2 separate regions of the Homo sapiens genome follow, and region 2 is linked to region 1. Evidence: chromatin loops called from intact Hi-C (ENCODE). Cell type or tissue: CD14-positive monocyte. All regions are shown on one strand. Region 1 overlaps OSBPL3 (oxysterol binding protein like 3). Region 2 has its middle 30 kb from the start of GSDME.

What was found. A loop is a pair of places that touch in the nucleus more often than their neighbours do. Peaks named below come from ENCODE experiments on the same cell type or tissue, not always from the same donor. Only the 100,000 strongest peaks of a DNase experiment are listed, where the experiment ranks them.
Region 2: a loop joins it to region 1, with 2.0 times the contacts of the local background. A loop is called at or near these places in 1 of 110 quality-filtered maps.

What each region holds. Positions count from the first base shown.
Region 1 is chr7:24,832,348-24,836,347 of GRCh38, reverse strand. OSBPL3 (oxysterol binding protein like 3) reads left to right here. Exons shown (of 23, transcript NM_015550.4): 15 at 1,612-1,862. Among named protein-coding and RNA genes, the nearest start is that of GSDME, 77 kb to the right of the region's middle. RefSeq lists an enhancer at 1,764-1,873. In CD14-positive monocyte, no CTCF peak of the experiment used is centred here; DNase peaks (open chromatin) are centred at 117, 2,047, 2,607 and 3,737; H3K4me3 peaks cover 1,623 bases; H3K27ac peaks cover 3,212 bases.
Region 2 is chr7:24,785,962-24,789,961 of GRCh38, reverse strand. It overlaps a transcript of GSDME not described here. Among named protein-coding and RNA genes, the nearest start is that of GSDME, 30 kb to the right of the region's middle. RefSeq lists a silencer at 186-386. In CD14-positive monocyte, CTCF peaks have their summits at 1,500 and 1,703 (motif pointing left); DNase peaks (open chromatin) are centred at 2,791 and 3,461; H3K27ac peaks cover 2,328 bases.

The DNA of each region.
Region 1 (4,000 bases):
CTAGAACAAGGTGGTTACACTGTCCACCTGACAATTTGACAGAAATTAAAAATGAAAATGACAAGCCTGAAGAGGCCTCAGGAGATGGATGTTCACATCTGCTGCCGATAAATGGGGAAGTTGGGGGCAGCCTTTTTGAAAAGCAGTCTGATCATGTGAATCAGAAGTCTAACAACATTCAGAGTTGTTGACATAGTAATCCCGCTTCTTCATATCCTAAGAAAATAAAGATATAGGCAAAAAATATTTTACAGTCTTTAAAAATGATTTATTAAACTCTTAGGTTCAGGGGTACATGTGCAGGTTTGTTCTATAGGTAAATTGCATGTCACGGTGGTTGCTGTACAGATTATTTCATCACCAAGGTAATAAGCATAGCACCAAATAGGTAGGTTTTTGATCCTCACCCACTACCCACCCTCCACCCACTCTCCACATTCCAGTAGGCCCTGGTGTCTATGGTTCCCTTCTTTATGTTCATGTGAACTAACGTTTAGTACCCCTTTACAAGTGAGAACATGCATTTGGTTTTCTCTTCCTGTGTTAGTTTGCTTAGTTAACGGCCTCCAGCTCCATCTATGTTGCTGCAAAGGCTATGATCCCATTCTTTTTTATGGCTGCACAGTATTCCATGGTGTATATGTACCACATTTTCTTTATCTAGTCTACTGTTGATGGGCATTTAAATTGATTCCATGTCTTTGCTGTTGGGAATAGTGCTGTGATAAACATACACGTGCATGCGTCTTTATGGTAGAACAATATATATTCCTTTGGGTATATAGTCAGTAATGGGATTGCTGAGTTGAGTGGCAGTTCTGTTTTAAGTTCTTTGAGAAATTGCCAAACTGCTTTCCACAATGGCTGAGCTAATTACATTCCCGCCAGTAGTGTATAAGTATTCCCTTTTCTCTGCAGCCTCACCAGCATGTTATTTTTTGACTTTTTAGTAATTGCTATTCTGATTGGTATGAGATGATATCTCATTGTGGTTTTGATTTGCATTTCTCTAATGATTAGTGATATTGAGCAAAAACTGATGTTTTAGAAAAATTTTAAATAATATGGAAAAATACTCTGTTAGCTGAACAAGCAGAATATAAAATACGTATACAGTATGAACAACACAAATGGAGAAAACACGAAATGAAGATACTCTAATATATAAATGGCTGCTATTTTGGGGTGGTGGAGCAATGAAAAGACCATTATTTCCTTTATAGTTTTCCTGTAATAAACACAATTGTTTTACCAGAATTTAAAGTGATTTTTTAAAAAGTTTACAAGTTTTTATAAACAATAAGCAACTATAGGCATAGAAATCCAATTTCCAGTTTTATTCTAAGTGTGTATGAGCTATGAGGAACTAGGTTTTGAGGAGCAATTCAAGGTCTTCCCTGTGAATAAAGTCGATGGGTTTTAGTGTGTGTCATTTTTGGTATTTAATTGCTCAGAATTCTTTTGCCGGTTTTCTGACTTCAGCCATACTCTGAACAACTGAGTTTAATAGTAACATTGACTACTTGCTACGTAAGGTTTTATTCGTGGATTAAAAATAATAGAATAAAATGAAAAGCTTTATAGAGACAACCAGGCCTCTTTCCCTTTCAGGGCCTGTCCTTGATAGTGGTCGGGAAGCGAAGTCCCGGAGAAGAACGTGCCTGCCGGCGCCCTGCCCGAGCAGCAGTAACATCAGCCTGTGGAACATCCTGAGGAACAACATCGGGAAGGACCTGTCCAAGGTGGCCATGCCGGTGGAGCTGAACGAGCCCCTGAACACGCTGCAGAGGCTCTGCGAGGAGCTGGAGTACAGCGAGCTCCTGGACAAGGCCGCGCAGATTCCCAGCCCCCTGGAAAGGATGGTGAGGAGTCAGCCTTCCCTTGCCACTGTCCAGCCTCGGTCCCCAAGCCACGAGGCCATTCACGGGGCCCATCAGAGAGACAGCCCCTGTTCCCTCCGGTTTCATTTTGATTGTTCCGTAAACAGGTTCATTACTCAGAGCTGTCTGGCTTCCTCCGCCTGGCTGTTTCCAGTCACCTTGTGAGGATTTGGAGACGGGGTTGGGGTGCTTCTCCGTGGCACTTGGTGCCTGGGGTAGTTCTGTTCTGTGGGTTTGTGCTTCCTCTTTCTCCAGAAGCCTTCTGGCTGATTGTTCCGATGTGCCCGGCTGGAAAACATGTCTTTAGGGCTGTCTGCATGTTTATTTTTACTTCCCTGGGTGGACAGAATTTAATTTCTCGAGCTGTTTTTCTCATCCAGGGTAAGTTTCCCCTGAGAATGTTTGTGTTTATTTCTGGAATTGTCCCATCAGCTCCTAGGTTTTTGGAAAATAAAGTTCACAAGAGGAGGTTTTCACATCAGAAATATTCTTTTTTTCTCTCTCCCTCTTATTTTATAGAGTACTTAAAAAAAATCGTAGAAAAGCCTTCTCTTCCCTACTGGGCATCAGCTCCAGTCACAGCATGCTGGCTTTTAAAAGGGCTTCCAAGTATTTCTCATCTTTCCCCCATCTCATGGGTAGGGAGATTGGGAAGGGAGTACCCAAAGGGCAAGACTCTGGGCAGATCAGCCCTCTCTATGACTGTGACTAACTTTGTTCTTGAACGTGGGTGTCTGTACCGCTTTTTGCTTCCTTATATTCAGTGACCTTAGAGCAGTAAGGTCATTGTCTCTATGGGATGCTGGGACAGCAGTGTCCCCCAGATGCAGAGTCTCTCTCCTGGGCATTTGCCAATTGGCTACATTGGAATTGGAGTGCCCCCTCGGCTTCACAGACCTAGCCCTGCCGACACTCCCCATTGATAGAGGATGCTATTATTTTCTACATTCTAAGCATTCTGCAGTTCTAGCGCTCATTAAAACATCATTACTTCAATGATTTGAAGATTAAGGGGGAATCTTAACTGCTGTCTGAGAGGGATAGCCCATAGTCATTCTGCCCAGTCTCCAGGGCCTCCCCATCAAAGAGACTTTCTCTTTTTTTGAGTCAGGGTCTTTGTCACCCAGGCTGGAGTGCAGCGGTGCAGTCCTACCTCACTGCAACCTCGAACTCCTAGACTCAAGCAACCCTCCTGCCCTGGCCTCCCAAAATGCTGGGATTACAGGCATGAGTCACTGTACCTGGCCCAAGAGACTTTCTTTCTTGTTACTGATAATCAGGGTAGGAGACAAAAACAAGCTGTATTTTTTAAACTCTTCTTTGTTACTTGTCCCCAGATAATTTTTGCTGAATAAAAGGAAGGCAAATCTTCTAGAAATAGCTTCTAAGCAAGTGTTAAAAGTCAGCATTTGTGGACAGCTCTTTTCTTTAAAGGAAATGATTGGCTTTGAGGATGAAAGTTTCTTAAAGATGTTTCATGCTGTGGCAATTTAGAGACCCTTAGGATATTCAGCTGATTGATCAGTGTAATTGACCTTGAGCAGAGGTTTGAGGAGAGGCTTCTCATCCCCAACATAACCACTAAGCAGGAGTCTTATCTCATGGGTTTTGTTTACTGTCCTGCACGTCTGCTTATGCCCCTGCCTGGACTCTCCCTCATGCCACCAACCCACAGGGAGAGTGCTTCCTTCTGCCTCCCCTTCGCTCTGTCTTCCCCACAACATCATGAATGGCACTAGGTTCTTTCATCGGTTGTGTTCTATTTTACATGGTGAAGGTGATTAAGGGTTGATTCAGCATTCCATACACAGTGTGGCTGTACTGTTTCACAGGTCACCAATGTGGAGAAGCAGGAAGAGGAACAGACACCCAGGTTTCAAGAACACAGGCAGTCACAAGTAGGACTGACTTGAGTGCAGTTGATTTTTTCTTCTTCTTTTTTTTTTTTTTTTTTCTTTGAGGCAGAGTCTCTCTCTGTCGCCCAGGCTGGAGTGCAGTGGCACAATCTCGGCTCACTGCAACCTCCACCTCCCAGATTCAAGTGATTCTCCTACTTCAGCCTCCTGAGTAGCTGGGATTACAGGCGTGCGCCACCACACCCGGCTAATTTTTGTATTTTT
Region 2 (4,000 bases), 46 kb after region 1:
ATTATAATAGTAATAGGAACCTGCTTACTACTCCCTTGTTTGCTACCTGTACTCCTTCAAATGATAAAAAACCTTCATCGCTACCTTAGTTCACCAAAATGCTTCAGCACAAGTGTACTATATGAATCACTATCGATCTGTCCTACAAGAAGACATGGGTAGTGAGAATGAAAGTGAGAACTCTCACTATTCAGTGAGATTCTCAAAGGTGGAAATAAGGGAGGCGACCACTCCTCATATTGTCTTATGCCCAATTTCTGCCTCCAAAGAAAGAAGCAGCAAAAACTAAAAGGCAGAAATGAAATCCACAGGCAGATAGCCCAGCTTGCGCCCTGGGCCTGGTAGTTAAAAATCAACTCCTGACCTAACTGCTTCTGTTATCTATAGATTCCAGACATTGTATGGAAAAGCATTGTGAAAATCCCTGTCCTGTTCTGTTCCGTTCTGATTACCGGTGCATGCAGCCCCCAGTCATGTACCCCTTGCTTGCTTAATTGATCACGACCTGCTCACGCGGACCCCCTTGTAAGCCCTTAAAAGGGACAGGAATTGCTCACTCAGGGAGCTTGGTTTTTTGAGACATAAGTCTGCCGATGCTCCCAGCCGAATAAAGCCCTTTCCTTCCTCAACTCTGTGTCTGGGGGGTTTTGTCTGTGGCTCGTCCTGCTACATTCACAGGCGTGTGTGTGTGTGTGTGTGTCCTAATGTGAAAAAGGAAAATGCTTACTACTCAAACCAACATATTCACCCTTATGAATAATTAACTCATTTCCCATACCTGAGTTGTGTCTTTTGCAATACCAGAAACACCCTTAGCACTCCCTAAAGTTCCATTTGCTTCCTTTGATATATTAATGGTGTTACACAATGCACTATATTGCAGAGTTACTGACATAAAGTCACATCTCTGCATCCCTGAAAACACTTAAAAAGAGACATCCAAAAGCAATTCACGAACCCTGATTGGATCCTGGCTTGAAAGAAAAGGAAAAACAAGCTATAAAAGACATTTGCATAACAGTTAGTGGAATTTGCATATGAACATAATGAAATTATTGCCAATTTTCCTATGCATATTGTGATATTGCCTGTTGAACTGAATCAAATCTGCCATTAAAGGAGGACTGTTTTTCAGCATTATTCAAAATAATGTGTTATGGGCACTAAAGTATATCTTTAAAGGCAGCCTCGGAATATTTTAACATGATGGTACTGAGACATCCTAAGGTGTCAGCTTTGAGAAGGCAATACAATTTGGAGGCATAAGTTCCAAGCCATTAGTTTAGAAATTGAGTCATACCAGTGAAATACCAGCATTATCACCGTTAATGTCCGTCAGTGATTAGCACATCAGGACATCACTGTCCCCTTAGATGATAGCAGTAAAGGATTTCTTTTTATGGGCTTATTAGTTGGTGCCCCTGCAGGAAACAGAATCCAACTCAGATGGTTTGAGAGACTTAAATGAAGGGACTACTTATAAGGCTGTGAGCAGGCTGAAGTCACCGAGAGATTAGCAACAGTGGGAAGTGGGTACTGCCCAGCCAGTAGCTGGAGCTCCTGAGGAGGGGACAGCCATCGGGAGCTACAGCTGTAGAGAGACATGCGGCGTCTGCCAGAAAAATTCAGCCCAGAGTAAGGAAGAACTATCCCAGGCCCTGTCTCCTCGGGGCACCACTCATCGCAGTGCCCCCTAGTGGCTGAACCCGAGAGAGCCCCAGAGCCCCAGGGTGCAGTTCTTAGGGCTCAGTCCCTGGGGCAGGGGAAGAGCCAGGGCAAATAGAAAAATAAGCCCTTTATATTCACCAGAATAGTTCATGTCTGAGTGTTTGGACGCATTTTCAGTAAGTAGATACGCATAAGAGCCTTGGAGAGGGTAGAATTTGTTCAGTGCTTTTGGCTCCCATTTATTTTACCAAAGGCAAATTATGATCAACTGTGCTTTTAAAAAACTCTTTGGCCAGTGTGGTGGCTCACACCTGTAATCCCAGCACTTTGGGAGGCCGAGGTGGGCAGGTCACAAGGCCAAGAGTTTGAGACCAACCTGGCTAACATGGTGAAACCCCGTCTCTACTAAAAATACAAAAATTAGCTGGGTGTGGTGGCACGTGCCTGTAATCCCAGCTACTCAGGAGGCTGAGGCAGGAGAATTGCTTGAACCCAGGAGGCAGAGGTTGCAGTGAGCCGAGATTGTGCCACTGCACCCCAGCCTGGGCGACAGAGCGAGACTCTGTCTCAAAAACATAAATAAATAAAAATAAACCCACAAAAAACAAAAAAAAAACCTCTTTGGTTCTCCATGATACTATTACTGTTGTAATGGCTTTAATGAGCCAAGAGCATGCTGTCTTCTTTATTAACTGCCGTAATTTAAACAAATATTAGACTAGAAAAGGTATATCGACATAAGCAGTGATTCTCAGATTTGGCTAATGTCCTGGTGGTAAGTTACACACACACCACTGCCACCACCACTACCACCAAGTCCCGGCAGGTAGTTCAGACCCAGATAGCACCATACGGTTTGTGGATCAGCATTTGATCAGCACATAGCTGGGACACCACCTTCTAATTTCATGATTATTCTAGGACCTCAAAAATGGCATGTGGTTTACAACGATGTGCTTCTTTTCATTGAGTTTCATTTATTGCTTTTGTACTGTCTTTGAAAATGAGTAGGGGCCATGTTCCCTCCTTCCCCTGTGATGCCTGTTGGATGCACATGAGAGGACGTGGCAGCCAGCGTGACTCATGGTTCCTCTCCATGCTAAGTAAGCCACAACGCTGCTGCCCAACTTAGGTCACAATGAAATTTTTGATGTGTCACAGTATCTCGTGTTTCCTCAGCCCAGAGGCATGAGACAAAGGTTGGAGAGTAGATGCCAGCAGTACTTGGCTGGTTAAGGGAACCAGAGGAGGCCAAGGAAATCATGCCCAAGGCCCTCACCTCTTTCCAGTGCCACAGATCGCATAAGCCACCACCTCCAGTGCCCCCACCACATCCAAATACAATCTTAGGGAGTAACAGTGAGGCCAGAACCCAGGGAATTAAGAGAGAGGTCATCTCTCCAAAAGCAACTGTGCATGACCACAGCCGACTGCCTACATGATCAGATTAGGCTGTTTTTTTATTGTGATGAAATATACATAAATTTGTCATTTTAACCATTTTTAAGTATGCAATTCAGTAATATTAAACACATTCACATTGCTGTGCAGCCATCACGACTGTCCACCTCCAAAACTTTTTCACCATCCCAAACTGAAACTCTGTACCCATTTAGACTAAATTTTAAACAAAGTTCGAACTTCAGTTAACTTTTTCTTGCTCACCAATATGTGAAGGGCTCGTGAGGACCAGGTCAGTCATTGACAAGATGACAGAATCTTTTTCTCACTTCTGAGTTGTAGTGTGAGTTTTGCAACCCCACTCCGAAAGCCTCACAACAACCCCATTTAGGCAATCCCCATTTGTCAGAAGCATTCACTAAGGACTGGAAGTTAAGCAACTTGACCAAACTCTCACAACTCACTGCTGATGGTGAGGGCTACGAGTGTGTCTGCATGTTTCCAAGGGCACCTCCTTGTGCTACAACACAAGATACAAGCAGAGTGATTCCAATATCCCTTTCCCTTCCAAGTTTAAATGTTTGTTCTTTAATCTTAATTCCAAAGTTTTCCTCGGGTTTTTGAAGTGGACACAGGCAACCCGGTACACAGAAAAGAACCCCAGGATGGGAATTGGGGAACTTATCTCTAGTTAGTGGGTAGACTTTGGGTAGGCCACTTACCTCTGCAAATCTCACGTGCCCCAACAGCAGATGGACAGATTATCATTAAAGCTCTATACTGCCACTCTATGATCCCCAGAATAAGTAGAAATGGTCTGCAGTCAATCAACAACTATTCGTGACCACCAGACATGTGCCAGACACAGCCCTGCCCTCACGGAGCTTACCTATAGATTGCAAGATCTGCCCTCAATTATTCTTTTCTTTTT